Regions from separate parts of the Mus musculus genome. Here region 1 is linked to region 2. Evidence: chromatin loops called from intact Hi-C (ENCODE). Cell type or tissue: left cerebral cortex. All regions are shown on one strand. Links, peaks and the distances in the headings refer to the core of each region. The heading gives the core; the rest is flanking DNA.

Region 1 (7,614 bases), core at 1,801-5,800, 180 kb after region 2:
GTCCAAAAAACTTGATGGATTCATCGAAGTAGCAAGAAGGCCCACCCTTAAAGCAAGTAAACATGTATTTAACTACTATGTCCCAGAAGCAAATGCTGGAGGAGAGAGATGAAAAATCCAAGGGTTAAGAGAATTCTCAAAGAGTAAACAATTTTCAGCAAAGTGAAAAGCCCTGTGTGGCCATGTTATCTTCACATGCCATATTACAGTTATCTCAACGAGCAGGTGATAATGGTACAACCTACCAGTGAGAACCGAGACCTAGGCATATTTAACTGCTGTCTGCAAGAGGCCACATTCTCTCTCTTCCATGAAGCCATCTCCCTAGCGTATACTTAACAACATAACCAAAGCTCACCGTCTAATACAGTTAGATATAACTACTATGTCACAATGCCTTGGCCCAACAGAAATGTGAGATGCACAGCCATGTCCCTGTTAACAGAGTCCTTAACTGCCTGGTGTTGTAACCAGTCCTGTGCACATTTTGCCCACCAGGTCACCTATTCGATGTAACCCTTGTGTTTCTGAGGTACTCAGTCAGACAGTAGCAAACTCCAGTTTGCACAGGTGTGGTAAGAAGAGGAGCAATTGTTAACTGCCTGACACCAAAATGATGCTCTGTGGGCTGCGAGCCATCATCCTGACTGAAGTGCTCAGCAGAGCAGCAAAGTATACACAACTGTGGTCCCACTGTCAGGGCTGCACACACAATGGGAAGGGGAAGAGAAGAGAAGGGCGGCTCAATGGAGGCCCGAGGACACATGCCAGGTTTTCCTTTGCTTGTTGCCCAGATCAAATCACACTCCTGGTGAAGGTTCAGATGGTAATCCCTATCAATGAAGGTGGTGTCACTAAAGCCCCAGCTAGACCCATTCTCGCCTCTAGGTCTCGAAGCAGCGCGTCCCCTCAGTTTGTTTAGGCACTGGTTTAGAGCATAGGTTTTGAGTGAGAAGCTGACATCTATGCCCAGTTTTATATTTAATTGCTATGTATATCCAGGCTTCCTACTCCTCATGATGGTCTTAAGTGCGGAGGCCATCTTTTCTCACTAGCTGCTCTCTTTTCTCTGCGTACGCAGTACCTATGATTGTGCCTCACACACAGCAGGGGCTCCGTCAGTTAGGGATTGCGTTTCCCTCAAGCCCACGCCAACATCCACTCCCACATTGTGATCCTGAAGTAAGGAGTGTCCATGGGTGAGTTATTTCACTTCTGTGTGGTGCCTCTGTGTCTTCCTTTGTATATAACAAAAGTCATGGTAAATGTCATCTTGGGAAACTGTGAGAATAAAATGAATATCAATCATGAGAATCCATTGTAATAGATATTTGTGTTGGAATAACTTGAGATTGCAAAGAACTTTCAATGGAAGTTTCCATATGTACTTATCCCACTTCCATTAATGCTACTTCATATTACAGTGGGATATGTGTTAAAGTGTATTGAAATATCTTTTGTCTTGTTTTTTCAAGACAGAGCTTCTCTGTGTAGCCCTGGATGTCCTCTAACTTGCTCTGTAGACCAGGCTGGACTCAAACTCCAAGATCTTCCTACCTCTGCCTCCCAGTACTTAGATTAAAGGTGCGTGCCACCACCCAGCTGAAATAGAAGTCTTAATTAAACTCCACACTTATCTGGAGTTTCTCGGTTTTCCTCTCATGCTGTTTGCTGTTCTATGATCCAATGCAAAACACCACACTGGCATTTAGAACATTTTTTATAATAATAGTAATTACATCTAGAATATATTAGATAGTTCTAGAAGCCAGACATTATATTGTGCGCATATACACATGTGTGCATATGTATCATTAAATCATTAGAATCTTACTGGTTCACTATTACTCATTTTGTGTATGAAATTGAGGTTTACAAGGTAAAATCTCTTGCTACATGTTACATAGCTAACAAGGCCAGAAGTCAAACCAACTCTATCTGATTATACGTAGTTTTCTCTAAGATATTTATAAGTATTTTTATTGACCCTTAGAGAATTTCATAACATGTACTTTGATCATATTCACCCAATCACCAAATTTTTAATCAATACTATCTCTGAAAATTAAACTACTACAACAGTATTGACAGAAGAAATGGGACTCAGTTTTTCACAATAGGCTCTCTGTGAAGATGATGGCACGAAGTGTACATAGCATCTTACCTAATGGGTCCTGGAAAGGCTACGGTGCATTGGGGTTCCAGTACTTCTGGGTGGAGACAAAAGTCAACAAAGTACTGAGTGAGAGAGAGGCACGCCGTTAGAAGGAACACACACACAGAATATATAGTAGAGAGTGTGAGAAGCTTTCCAGAAAGGAAAGCCATCTAAGCTGTGGCTCACAGGTCAAGATAGGATTATCCAAAGTGGCAGAGCAGAGAGGTAGATGACAAGAAGGCTTTCTAAACAAGAGCTGTGCACACAACAGCTGTGAGTGCAAGAGCCTAGCACATTGCTGTGGTTAGAATATAAAGACAAAAGGAAAGGAGACAGACAATTCTAGAGAAAGAAGCAACAACCCCACCCCACACCCCACACCCCACCCCCAGCCCCACACCACCCGAGGGCCTTACAGAGGCCTTAGACTAGTCTGGAACGCATCCATGGGGACAGACTATCCTGCAGTAACGGGCACTTGCAAAGTAAGCCTGACTTAGCACTTACTTGTGTGGGTGGGGCAGTCTTTTCTGGATCTTCTAGCTACAGAACCTAAAGAAAAGAAAATGTAATGGTATGTTTGCGTCTAAGCAGTTAACGGCACATGTGACTTCCACTCATTCTTTTACATAGCCACTCTGACCCTACTGTAAAAAAGTTTGTGCCAAGGAGACAAAATGCTATGATAACACACACACACACACACATATATATATATGCCTCACCAAGATACGAATTTTTTTCCTAAATATTACCATATTTTATTTAAACACTGTAAAATTGTAAATGTGAAATTGTTAAAGAATATAAATGTATTAAAAATAAAATAAATTAAAACATTATATCAATAATATTTTAGATAAAAGATGAACATATAAACAGTACGAGTGCTTTCACATATTATTGAATTTAAATTTTAAATTACATTTTATTTTCTTTTTTTAAATTGGATATTATCTTTATTTATATTTCAAATGTTATCTCCTTTTCTGGTTTCCCCTCCTAAAAACCCCCTCCACCTATCCCATCCCCCCTCCCCCTGCTCACCAACCCTCCCACTCCCACTTCCTGGCCCTGGCCTTCCCCCACACTGGTGCATACAGCCTTTATAGGACAAATGACCTCCCCTCCCATTGATGTCCCACTCGGTCATATGCAGCTGGAGCCATGAATCCCATCATGTGTACTCTTTGGTTGGTGGTTTAGTCCCTGGGAGCTCTGGGGGTATTGGCTAGTTCATATTGTTGTTCCTTCTATGGGCTGCAAACCCCTTCAGCTCCTTGGGTCCTTTCTCTAGCTCCTTCATTGGGGATCCTATGCTCAGTCAATGGATGGCTGTGAGCATCCACCTCTGTATGTGTGAGGCACTGGCAGAGCCTCTCAGGAGACAGCTATATCAGGCTCCTGTCAGCTAGCACTTGTTGGTATCTGCAATAGTGTCTGGGTTTGGGGATTGTAAATGGGATGGATCCCCAGGTGAGTCAGTCTCTAGATGGTCATTTCTACAGTCTCTGCTCCACACTTTGTCTCTGTAACTCCTTCCATGGGTGTTTTGTTCCCCACCTTATAAGATGGATAGAAGTATCCACACTACGGTCTTCCTTCTTCTTGAGTTTCATGTGGTTTGTGAATTGAAGATGCAGAATTTTAATTTCCTCCTGAAACACACTCCACAATTTTATCCACAAAATGATACCTAATTTTTGCTTTAGAGAGCTCACTCTGGGACTGGAGCATTTGCCTGGCATACTTGCCCTGGTTTTAATCCACCTCAATGCAAAAAGAAAAAGAAGAGGAAGAGGAGGAAAACTCACTCAACCTTACTGTGGCTAAAAGTCGGAAAAGAGATGCCCCAGGCAGGGGAAGGTGTGAGACTAGCAGTATTGCATCTTCCACAGGAAAGAGGAGGGAGACTGACCAAAAGCAGTAGCCATGGAGACAGAGAGGACTGGATGCATTTTAAAAGAGGAGAAATCGTTACATAATTTGGTGAGTGGCTAAACATGAAGTTAGGGAAGAATTATCGGAGGGGAGATCAGGAAAAAGATGGCCATCCAAAGTTCAGATTGGACTGCCAGGTAGCTGGTAGCACGAGTCACTAAGTCAGTATCACAGTACCTTGGAGACAAAAATAGAAACACCTGAGAAATCCATAAAATGTGGAGAAAGGGACGTGTGGAAGACACAGAAGCAAGGCAGAGCTAGCTGCTTCCTCTCAGTGGAGTCAAAGGTATCTGACACTGAAGGGTAGTGTAGGAGCAACCAAAGTGGATCTTGTGGAGACGTCAGGAGTCATTCCAGTGGGTTTCAAGCATCTGTCTCTCAGGAGGGAGAAGCATGCAACAGGGATGGAGGCTGCTGTCTTCATAACCACTGGTATACAGAGCCTCCTTCCTAAATAGAGATGTGCATGTGCATTTGATACAAATGGATGTTTAAAAATAAAAAGAACAGCCGGGCATGGTGGCGCACGCCTTTAATCCCAGCACTTGGGAGGCAGAGGCAGGCGGATTTCTGAGTTCGAGGCCAGCCTAGTCTACAGAGTGAGTTCCAGGACAGCCAGGGCTACACAGAGAAACCCTGTCTCAAATAAATAAATAAATAAATAAATAAATAAATAAATAAATAATAAATAAATAAATAGAACAGATGACCTGGTCTAGAAATTTTCTGTCTTCTTCCAAGAGGAATCTTTACCCACCGTCCGCAGGGGTAGCCATCATGGTTCCAGTGGTGTGCCTGGGCTCACATCACCCACTGTATGTCACTGGCATTTTGCCCCTGGCGGATTCCCAGGAAAATCAATGGGGTATTTTGTACAGGAAGCCATGTCTGACATAGATCTTGAGACTATCAGAGGGTTTTGCATAGGAGGAGGAATTTCGGTGGATATCAAGGGTTAAATCATGGAGGTTTAAACAATGAAGGGAGGAGAGGTGTGGGCAACACCTGTTGTTCTGATTGGCAGCTGGAAAATGAATGAAAGTCATCAAGACGGTGGGTTCCAAAGACTGATCAGGCAGCTTGTGAAACTGTCTTCAGTGTAAAGCCTGCAGCCCATTGCATGCACCAGGGTTCTTCAGGTCTCTGCCATCCCTAGGTCCTCAGAAGGGGGTAGACATCAGTGCACATTGTATGATGTTCTTCAGTTTTTATGAAAGACTTGTGGGGGTGGGGCATAATGGGACTTCGGGCCTCATAGACTGCAAGAGTTTCTTTGGTCCAGAGTAGGTCTCAAACAACCGGTCAGGCCAAGTGGCCCTTCTACCTGGAAAGAATGATGGGTGGAGGGGGAGGGGAGCAGCAATGCTCGACCCGTGCTGCTTCCTGCAATTCCTGTCTTGCCAAAAGGCCTCCTCTTCACACGATGAGGTAGAACTGCTCTGAGTTCAAGCCTCTCTTCTATATATAAGAAGAGCATCAGCATTTGGGCTCAGTCTCCTCAAATGAGGTAACTGGGAGATTACCTATCTTCCAGGCCATCTCTAATTCTAACCTATAGATAATATCGAGAATGTTCAAGAGACAGCTGAAGACTGAAAGGAAAATTGAGAACCCTTAACAGAAACAGGGGCAGAAACAGATCATTTGCAGCAAGCACACAAAGATATATTTACTCTCACCAGAAACCAAATAAATGCACATTAAAACAAGCAGTCCTGGGGTTGAGGAGATGGCTCGGTGGATAAGAACACCTGCAACACAAGCATGAGGACCTGAGCTCGGATGCCCATCACAAACATCAAAAAGATGGGTGTGGTTGCTCATGCATGTAACCCCAGGATGGGGTGGGCAAGCGGGGGAAAATGGGACTGCAAGTAACCAGGCTAGCAAAAACTCAGTGAGCTTCACGTTCATTAACGGATTCTATCTCTAGAAAAAAAGGCAGAGAGTGACAAAGGGAAACACAGTATCTCTGTCTCTATTATCTGGTTCCCACACACATGGGCATGAATGTACACTTGTGGACACGAACACACACACACACACATGCCCACACATACATGAACACATGCACAAACACAAAGAGGTGACATGTTAGTCTGATTAGCTTAAAACTTTGCTATATGGATTGGTGGGGGTGTTGGCTACATGAAATCTAACACCTGTGAATTATGGCATCTTAGAGTGAAGCAGAGCAGAGTGTTAACTCCCCTTAGTGACTTACAGCTGGAAAGACATTAGTGCTTATCATCCAGGACCTCCATGTGTGATATTTCCTCTACCAGCACATACATACATATTCTCTCTCTCTCTCTGTCTCTCTCTGTCTCTGTCTCTCTCTGTCTCTGTCTCTGTCTCTCTCTCTCTCTCTCTCTCTCTCTCATTTCCTTTTCAGATCTGCTTTCCAAATTTGATTTTGTAAGATCCTATCTCACTCCCTTCTAGCTGCTGTCCCCTAACATTCTAGTTAAAAGCCAATAGATTTGTTACAGCGCACCTAAAGAATTGTTATTAAGGCTTTAAAAGGCTTATGGGTTCTTTGCAAGAAGCCAGATGGTGGAAACTGTGCACTGGCAATAATAGTTCAGATAGCACTGAAGAGCCACTGAGATTATGGGGAAATTGTAGGCAGAACTAAGTGTTTGACAAGAGACTAATGATGAAAGGATGTAGGTGGGCTGGCTTCTTAAGCAGACCAATTATTTAGGCCAAGGGGTTAACGTATAAGAACAATACACACAGGTATACAACTTGGTGGCTAATTGCACATCACTCCCTGAACTCATTTTAGTGACTCTGGGCTCGTTCCCAATTAGCACTCACTAAACCTGGCCTGTTGTCCCTTTGATCTGGCCTCTCTCAGAAATTGCTGATGGCTTGTAATTCTTCTTTATTTACCTCTTCTGAAGTTGGTAAAGGCCAGGCAGGGCACATGCCAGCAGCTCCCTACCACTCTCCCTAGATTGTGGCACACAAGACAGTCTGTGGCAACAGACTGAACCCCGAGAGTCTCCCACTAAGAAGCTTCTCTGGATTACTGTTCCCACAGAAAATCTCCTTAGGCTAATCTAGTCTTAACCCCTTATCCCCACCCAATGCAAGCAGGAAGAAATTCACCACAGCGAGCAGCGGCGGTATTGACATGGGCATTTCCTCTGGGGCTCTGTGAACCTGAGCGCATTACTAATCTCTGTCATGTTCATTTTCTCTCAAGCGAAATAGGGGCTGAACTCAGACTGTAACGTTACAGTCAAGAGATTCTTTGTATGAAAGACAAATCTAGTCCAGGCCCAAAAAGTAGGTCCTTAAAAACTTGGTGGCTTTGAGGAGATCATGAGCTTTCTCGGCTGCCCAGATCCAGTTCCCTCTTGCATATGTACCATGGAAGCGCCAGGCTTGCTCAACCTCAATTCCAGAACATCTGGCAAGAGAGTCAGTTCACTCCTTCAAAGAAAGATTTGGTGAAGAACTCTGAAATCAATAATTTATACAATTATTACATGCTGACTTAA
Region 2 (7,614 bases), core at 2,481-6,480:
ATGGCAGGCCTAGCTAAAGCAGCAGATTCCAGGCCAGTGAAAGACCAGCCTCAAATGAAGGGGAGGAGGAGGAGGAGGAGGAGGAGGAGGAGGAGTGGTGAAAGTAAGGACCGACAGACAGACAGATGCAAGTGAGACCTGAAGAACAACTGAAGTCGTTCCATGGCCTCCATAGGCATAAGCACACACACACATACATACCCACAGAGAAAGAGACAGACAAACAGACACACACATACACACACACACGCATGCACACGCACAATAGTATAGGCAACTTGAAAGAAAGGGAGTTGATGTGGATCTGCACATGTGTATCCACTAGAGCCACCAGGATAATATCTGAGTGCTAATACAGGGTCCACGGAATCCCTGACTTCCGAATTATGTTGTCTAACCATGTAACCGTAAGTGCAAACAGAATCAGAGGTAGGATTTCTCCCTTATTCTGGAAATGTTGGCATAGGAAGAACAATTAGTTAAAAACATAACCTACAATAGCACCACAATAGGTTCCTTTAAAAAAAAAAACCACTAGCTTTTCGATTCACTTAGCAAATATTTATTGAGCATGGGAGACAGACAGAGGCTCTGGGCTAAAGGCTATAAATATTTTATTAATTTGTATAATGGATAAAAACATAAGAGAAGAATGGAAGAATTCTTTTCCCTCTTTTCCCTCCTTTTACATTAGGTTAAGCCAGCCTATCTGGAGCGCACACCCGGTATTTTATCCTGCTTCTCTGTAGTATACAGAGGTTCTACACCTAGGAACTTCAAGAGAAAATGGTGCCCAGGCTGGTGCCTGGTGCTTCTCGTATGGCGGGTCTGAGGACGGCTCTTACTGGGGCTTTCTGTCATTTCATCAATGATACCCATATACCTTTGCAGGCAAAGAACCACAGCATGGCATGAATCGTGACAGTGTACGTTCCAGGCAACAACTTTTCCTAAGTACCCTAAGAGGATATAAGTGAACACTTGGATCCATAAAATAGAAGCCCTTATATCAGATGAGCCCAAAGAAAAATGGCTCTCAACCCTCCTAACGCTGGGACCCTTTAGTACAGTTCCTCACGTTGTGGTGACCCCCAATCAAAACATTACTGTACTTCATAACTGTAATTTTGCTACTATCATGAGTCATATGTACGTATCTGACATACAGGATATCTGCTATGTGACCCCTGTGAAAGGGTTGTTTGATCCCTCCCAAGGGGGTCACAAGCCACAGCTAGAAAACCATTGCCAAATTGATCGTGACCTTGTCCCCAAATCCTCAGGCGACCAAGAAAGATCCTAGGAGTAAAGGCCACCATTTCAAGAAGATGCCACCAGCCCCCTTCCTCCCACCCAGGTGCTAGCTCTGCAGATGCAGGTTGCAGCGACCATAGAAGAGTGATAGGTGCATTGTGACCATCTATGGAGAACACGATCACTGCTCTCCAATACTGAAAGTCCATGTGACAACCCAAGGGGGTCTTCCTGTCTTTATTCTGTGTAAGGATGAAGGGCTATACATGTCTGAACTCTTTGGGTGTGTATGCCTATTCATATGCAGATGCCAGAGGAAGATGTCAAGTAGCCTATTCCTTTACTCCACCGTTATTCTCTTGAGACAGGGTCTCTTGCTCAGCCTGGAGCTTAGCTGGTGACAAGTACGCCCCAGCAATCTTCCTGTCTCCATTCCACACAAGGCTGGGGTTGCAGCCACACCTAGCTTCTTCCTGGGGATTTGAACTCGGGTCCTCATGCAAGTACAGCCTGTGCTCCTACTCACTGAGCCATCTCCATAGCTCCTCATATGAAGGGCTTCCTAGGTTTCTCATATGAACACAATTAGCTTCGCCATGGTTTTTCCATTTGTTCATTGAAACGCTGTGGAGGTTCTACAAGTAAGAGTAAGAAGATACAGGCACCGTCTCAAAGAGTTGCCGAGTAAAATTGGGGAGGATAGTTTAGGAAGGAAAGAGCACACGCTGTGGGATCAGGGAAGACTTCCCGAAGGTGGCAGCACTTGGGATAAAACCTGCCCCCAAATGGGTAGGAGATGGGTGGACCAGTGATGGGTAAAGGCTTTGAAAGTGAAGGTATGATGCCCCAAAACCTATGGAGCAACTGTGCCCACGGGGTAGATGTGTATAGCAGGTGATGTTGAGAGACGGGCGTGGTAGCCTTGAAGACTCCGCTGCCTGGCTAGGAGGATGGCAATTAGGGAAATTTTGAGCAGAGGAATTATAGCTTTCAAACTCAGCCAATGAAGCAGGGGGTGTAGTAGACCTAGGAAGGATGGGAAAGACGCACTTAGGTACACACTAGGTCTAATTGCCTGGTGCCAAGTGCCCGGGCTCCTGGATCCAAGGTACTGGGGCTGGCAGGAGACACTGAGCCCTCACCTGTCCTTGAAGCTTCCTACCCCACCCCCTTGACTCGGAAGCCATGAAGGAGCAGAGCAGTTTTACACATTCTCTTCCCGTTCTGAGTCAGCAGCTCCTCCCACTTCTCCATGAATTCCAACGGTGGTGGGACAAAGTGCTCAGGACGAGTGGCTTTCCTCCATCCGACCCTCTGGCTAGCTCGGGGCCTGTGTGGGCTGAGACCACCGGTGGTGCGGGGGATTCAAAGGGAGCGGGCAGTGGAAGGCAGCTGTCCTCAATGCAGGCCTATTAGCTGCCTGGCCCCAGAGTCCCTGAACCTTGGCTGTCTCATTCCATTAGAGGCAACTCTGCTGAAACAGGCATTTTAGAGCTGAAATTCAGCAGGCGATCTGACCTGCCACTGCACGCAGGCTCGCTGTGCCTGGGACAGGAGCACGCTGGCTCATCTATTCTGTGCAGATTGACCCAGTGGCTGATGCTTCCTGCATACCTCTGGAGCCATTTCAGAACACTGGCTCCATTCCTGAGCCGTCTCCAGCCTCCAATGTTTCACCCAGGCCAAGTTTGGGGTAGTGTCGGTGTTCTAGGGTATAGACTCCACCGCTAATCTTGGAATGGGTCCAACTACCACCTGGAAGCTGGTTTGGCCCTACTCTTCCTCACTATAGATTTTGGTGTTTGGTTTTTGTTTTTTTTGTTTGTTTGTTTGTTTGGTTTTGGTTTTTTTTTTGTTTTTGTAGCCCTGGCTGTCCTGGAATTCACTCTGTAGAGCAGGCTGGCCTCGAACTCAGAAATCTGTCTGCCTCTGCCTCCCAAGTGCTGTGATTAAAGGCGTGTGCCACCACTGACCGGCCTGACTACAGATCTTAACCAGGTCCTTCCTACCACTTAGCAGAGATTGTTTCCTCTTCTCTGGACTAGATCAGTGGTTTTCAAGTTGTGTGTGTGTGTGTGTGTGTGTGTGTGTGTGTGTGTGCTCACGTGCACACATGTGTGTTCCCTAGCTATGAAAAAGTTGAGGCTTCTTATATTCTGAATTTGCTTCAACCAAATCTGATTTGTTACTTAAGACAGCATCTCACTCTGCATCCCAAACTCGCTCTGAAATGATCTTCCTGCCTCTGCCTCCCAAGCACAGGCACTGCAGGTGAGCACTGCTGTGTCCAGCTAGCCAAGACTTTTTTTTAATGGACATGTATATTGGACTCCCAAATACCATTTTGTTTTGAAGATGTTATAGTTTGACTTCTATTTATTATCAGATTGGATAATCTTTAGGTCTACTCCAACAATAATGTTTTCAGTTTTATGAAGATATTTGCTATTAAAAAATGCAAACATTTGAGAGGGTAAGGACCCAGTTGTCAATAAATTACTAAGCAAAACAAAACAAAACAAAACAAAACAAAAACAACAAAACCAGAAGCAAATCAATAAGGATCCCAGTCAGGCAGTGTGGGTTGGCAGGGGAGAAAGAAGTGGGGGGCTCCAGATATTTGTGGGACCTTTTCAGAGTCTTTCCAACAGAATTATAGTAACAAGTATACAGCATTTTATACACACACATACACACACACATGCATATGTGTGAGTACACACATACATTGAAATATGTAGCCTAGATGACTACATAAAGTATTTAGGTTGTCTCTTAGATATATAGCTGGTATCTAGACATTGGTCTTTCTACTATGATGCTCCCAAAGGGGACTGAATCATATAATCATATATCACATAATCATATATGCCATATGTATCATATGTAGGGCATATATATATGTATACACACATATATGATATATATTATATAGATATGATTCAATCATGAATATAAGTCCTATATGCATGTGTATATATATATATATATATATATACATACATACATATGTATATATATATATATAAAATCTCAAGTACCTAGGACATGGTTCTGAGACTACTGATTGAGACAAACTTCTCTGGAACCTTTCAGCAACACACTATACCTGATTGGTTTGGTGTTCAATATGTATCATGGAAGAATAATATTAATAACAGTATCTTCTGGCTGCCACATTAAAGACCTCGAGAAGCACTTTTCAAATCCACATCTCCTTTGACATTCATTAAAAACCTTTTAGGAAAATCAGGGCAAGCATTTGTGCCCCACAGTAGAGAAAATGAAACTCAAACAGAAATAAGCTGAAGTGGTTAGCGAAAGGTCACACGGTCCCTTCCACTCTGTGCCAGCTCAGTTCTCCTTGGTTCCTCAAGATGGAAAACCCAGTAGGAATGCAAAGAGAAGAAGCAGAGCAGAGCGGAAGACCCTGTCTGCTGTCCCACACCCAGCAAGCACTTCCTCCCCGCAACACTCCCGAGTTGTACTCACAGGTCACGACAAGAGCATGCTTCAGTGGCCAGTTCCCACAGACCCAGCGCTGAGCGGAGAAGGCAGGATGCAGGAACAATCCCCACCCAAGGTCTCTGCGTCTCCGTGACTAACACCAAAGCCTTTTAGCAGCGTGTCATCTGGTTAACTGGGCAAAGTTCTGTTGCGCGTGGTTCCGGAGCCCAAGCCCGGAGCGCAGCTCCCAGTCTGAGGGCTGCCTCACCAGCATTTGGCAAGCTTAATATAGCTTCCAAAGCCAAACTTGGCCCAGCCTTTGCACACAGCCCAGTTGGCCAGCACCGAAGCTTTCAGCTGACCTTTCAACCCCGATCCCTCTGTACAGGCATACGGCCCAGGAATAGCGGCTCCGACACACACGGCTGTGGAGATGAACTTAGTGGCCAGGTTTGGCTTAGTCAGGAGACTCTGCTGTGATTGCTAAAGGCAGCCTCGGGGAGACAGTGCTGTCTGCTTTCTACCCCCAGGACCTGTCACTCTCCCAACTTACCCTGGTTTATATGTCTTCATAGATAACAGTGATTGTTGTTTTCAATTATCCTGTTTATTCTTTAGGATTTTATTTGTTTTGAATGCTCAGCAACATTTATACCATTTTTACACCCCCCAAACCCGGGGTGGTGTCGTATAGCACTCACGCACTGTAGGCCCTCACAAACAGTTTTTTACTTATGTTTGCATTTATTCATTAATTTAGTAAGTGTGCACATGTGAGTGCTTGAGTGTGTGTGTCTGCGTGCGTGCATGCCTGCGTGTGTTCCTATATGTGGAGACCAGCAGTCACCCGCAGAAAGTATTTATTATTCAGTAGCTCTTCACCTCATTTTGTTGAGACAGGTTCTCTCACTGGGGCCTGGAGTTCACTGGTATGGCTAGACTGGTTAGCCACTGAGACCTCTGCAGTGTTGGGGTTACACACACAAGTACCACACCCAGCATTATCTGTGAGTTCTACGGACTGAATCCAGGCCCCCAATCTCGTGCAGCAAGCACTTTACTGCCTGTGCTGTCTTCCAGCCTCTGTTCGTTCGTTTGTTTGTTTGTTTTTTGAGACAGGTTTTCATTCTGTAGTCCAGGATGGCCTTGAACTCATTATACAGCTTCCGAGGCGGGCCTTAAACTTACTCTACAGCTTCCCAGGCTGGCCTTGAACTTGTAGGGCTCTTTTTACTTCAGACTTCCAGGCATTTGAATTACAGACAGGAGCCACGACGACTCATTTATTTAAATGAATGGTAATGCCCTTTGCAAAACCTAACTTTCCCCGCCACGCTGAGACGTATCTTTCTAACGAGCAGGCGTCGTTTAACTCTCCTTCCTTAAATGTGCTTCTAGAAAAGAAAGTGAATAAACAAACCCCATTCATTCTGAACGGCTGGGAATGGCACATACATTCCAGCTGCCACCTCTGAGGTCCTAGCACCCATGATCAGGCAGTACATGGTCTCTTCTCTGCTCCCCCTGGGTTTTGTTCTTGCATATGTAGTTCACACAGCACGTGACTGCTCTGCATGATGTAGCCTATATACCCACTACCCTGATTTCCTGGGTGTCAGGGTAACAGGCTCTAAGAAATTTTCTCACACAATTTTGAAGACTAACCAGTCCCAGGATCTGCAAACGAACTCCAGGAAAAGTCATGCTATAGTCTGAAGACCAGCAAGCCGAAGGCTGAGAAAGTGTGTCAATGTGTCAGATCAAGACCAAAGACCGAAAAATATTACTTACACACAGCTCCAGGACTAGAGAGGCCATTCCATGGATAAAGTGACTTTTGAGCCCCAACAGTCATGTAACAGCCATATATGGTAGAGTTCATCTGAATGCCACCCCTACCCATGCTAGGAATGACAATGGACTGATCCTATAGACCACTGACCAGCCAGCCTAGCTAAGACACTGTACTCCAGGCTTAAACCCTGTCTCAAAAAGTAGGGTTGAGAAATGACTGAGGAAGAAACACCAAGCCGACTTCTGGCCTTGCCTACCCACAGGAACGCATACACACACACACACACACACACAACTCCTAGGTTGTAGGATAGTTCTTTCTTACTTGTTTGGCTTACCAGTCTTTTTTTCTAATCTGACCTTCAGGTGATCAGATGGTAACTGTCCATATTATAGTACATATGCTGGCTTATTCATTCTACCTATGAGTAACCTATAAACGTTAGCCTCATCAAAAACTGTCATAGAAACATTCATAATGATGTATATATAGAAACTGAGCATCATAAAGACTACCAATGCTAGCCCCCACCCACCCCCGCAAGTATGCAGAAGAAAGGAGCAGGGAGTCCTGGCTATTTACCTGGAGAAAGGAAGGGTTAATATATAAAATTTTTGTTCCTAAATCTTCACTTCTAAAGTTCCTTACCCTTTGTGCTGCGCCCTTGTCTAGAATAGGGACAGCCTGTTTCTCCATTTGCCAGTAATAGAATCATCTCCATGGTTTTCTTTGGTCATGCTGTCTATGGGGGGAATCATCTTGGTTATGTTAGCTGAGGTGAGAAGACCTGCCCATTTTCCTTTGGGGAGGGGTTACTGGACTGTAGAATCGTGGAGAAAGAACGCTAAGCACTAGTAGTAGCACTCGTCTATACTGCTCTCAGCTTCTTGACTATGGCTATAATGTGTCTCAACTTCTTCACAGTAATGGACAGTCTGAGATACAGAACTGTGAGCTAAAAACAAACCCTTTCTCCCATAAGTTGGTTTTGTCCAGAGACTTTTATCACAGCAACAGGAAAAGAAACTAAGACAGCACTCATTTGAAAGACCATGACGAACCATTTCCCTGATTGGTTGTTGCTCCTTTAGCCTAAGACACAGGGACTAGCAGGCTAG

The links. A loop is a pair of places that touch in the nucleus more often than their neighbours do. Peaks named below come from ENCODE experiments on the same cell type or tissue, not always from the same donor. Only the 100,000 strongest peaks of a DNase experiment are listed, where the experiment ranks them.
Region 1: a loop joins it to region 2, with 2.1 times the contacts of the local background. A loop is called at or near these places in 4 of 42 quality-filtered maps.

What each region holds. Positions count from the first base shown.
Region 1 is chr1:167,437,987-167,445,600 of GRCm38, reverse strand. Gm34207 (a long non-coding RNA gene) reads right to left here. Exons shown (of 5, transcript XR_373689.2): 2 at 2,666-2,710; 3 at 2,165-2,210. Among named protein-coding and RNA genes, the nearest start is that of Gm34207, 18 kb to the right of the region's middle. In left cerebral cortex, for the core only: no CTCF peak of the experiment used is centred there; DNase peaks (open chromatin) are centred at 2,678 and 4,094.
Region 2 is chr1:167,615,628-167,623,241 of GRCm38, reverse strand. All of the region lies in intron 2 of Rxrg (retinoid X receptor gamma), which reads right to left. Among named protein-coding and RNA genes, the nearest start is that of Rxrg, 21 kb to the right of the region's middle. In left cerebral cortex, for the core only: no CTCF peak of the experiment used is centred there; a DNase peak (open chromatin) is centred at 4,975.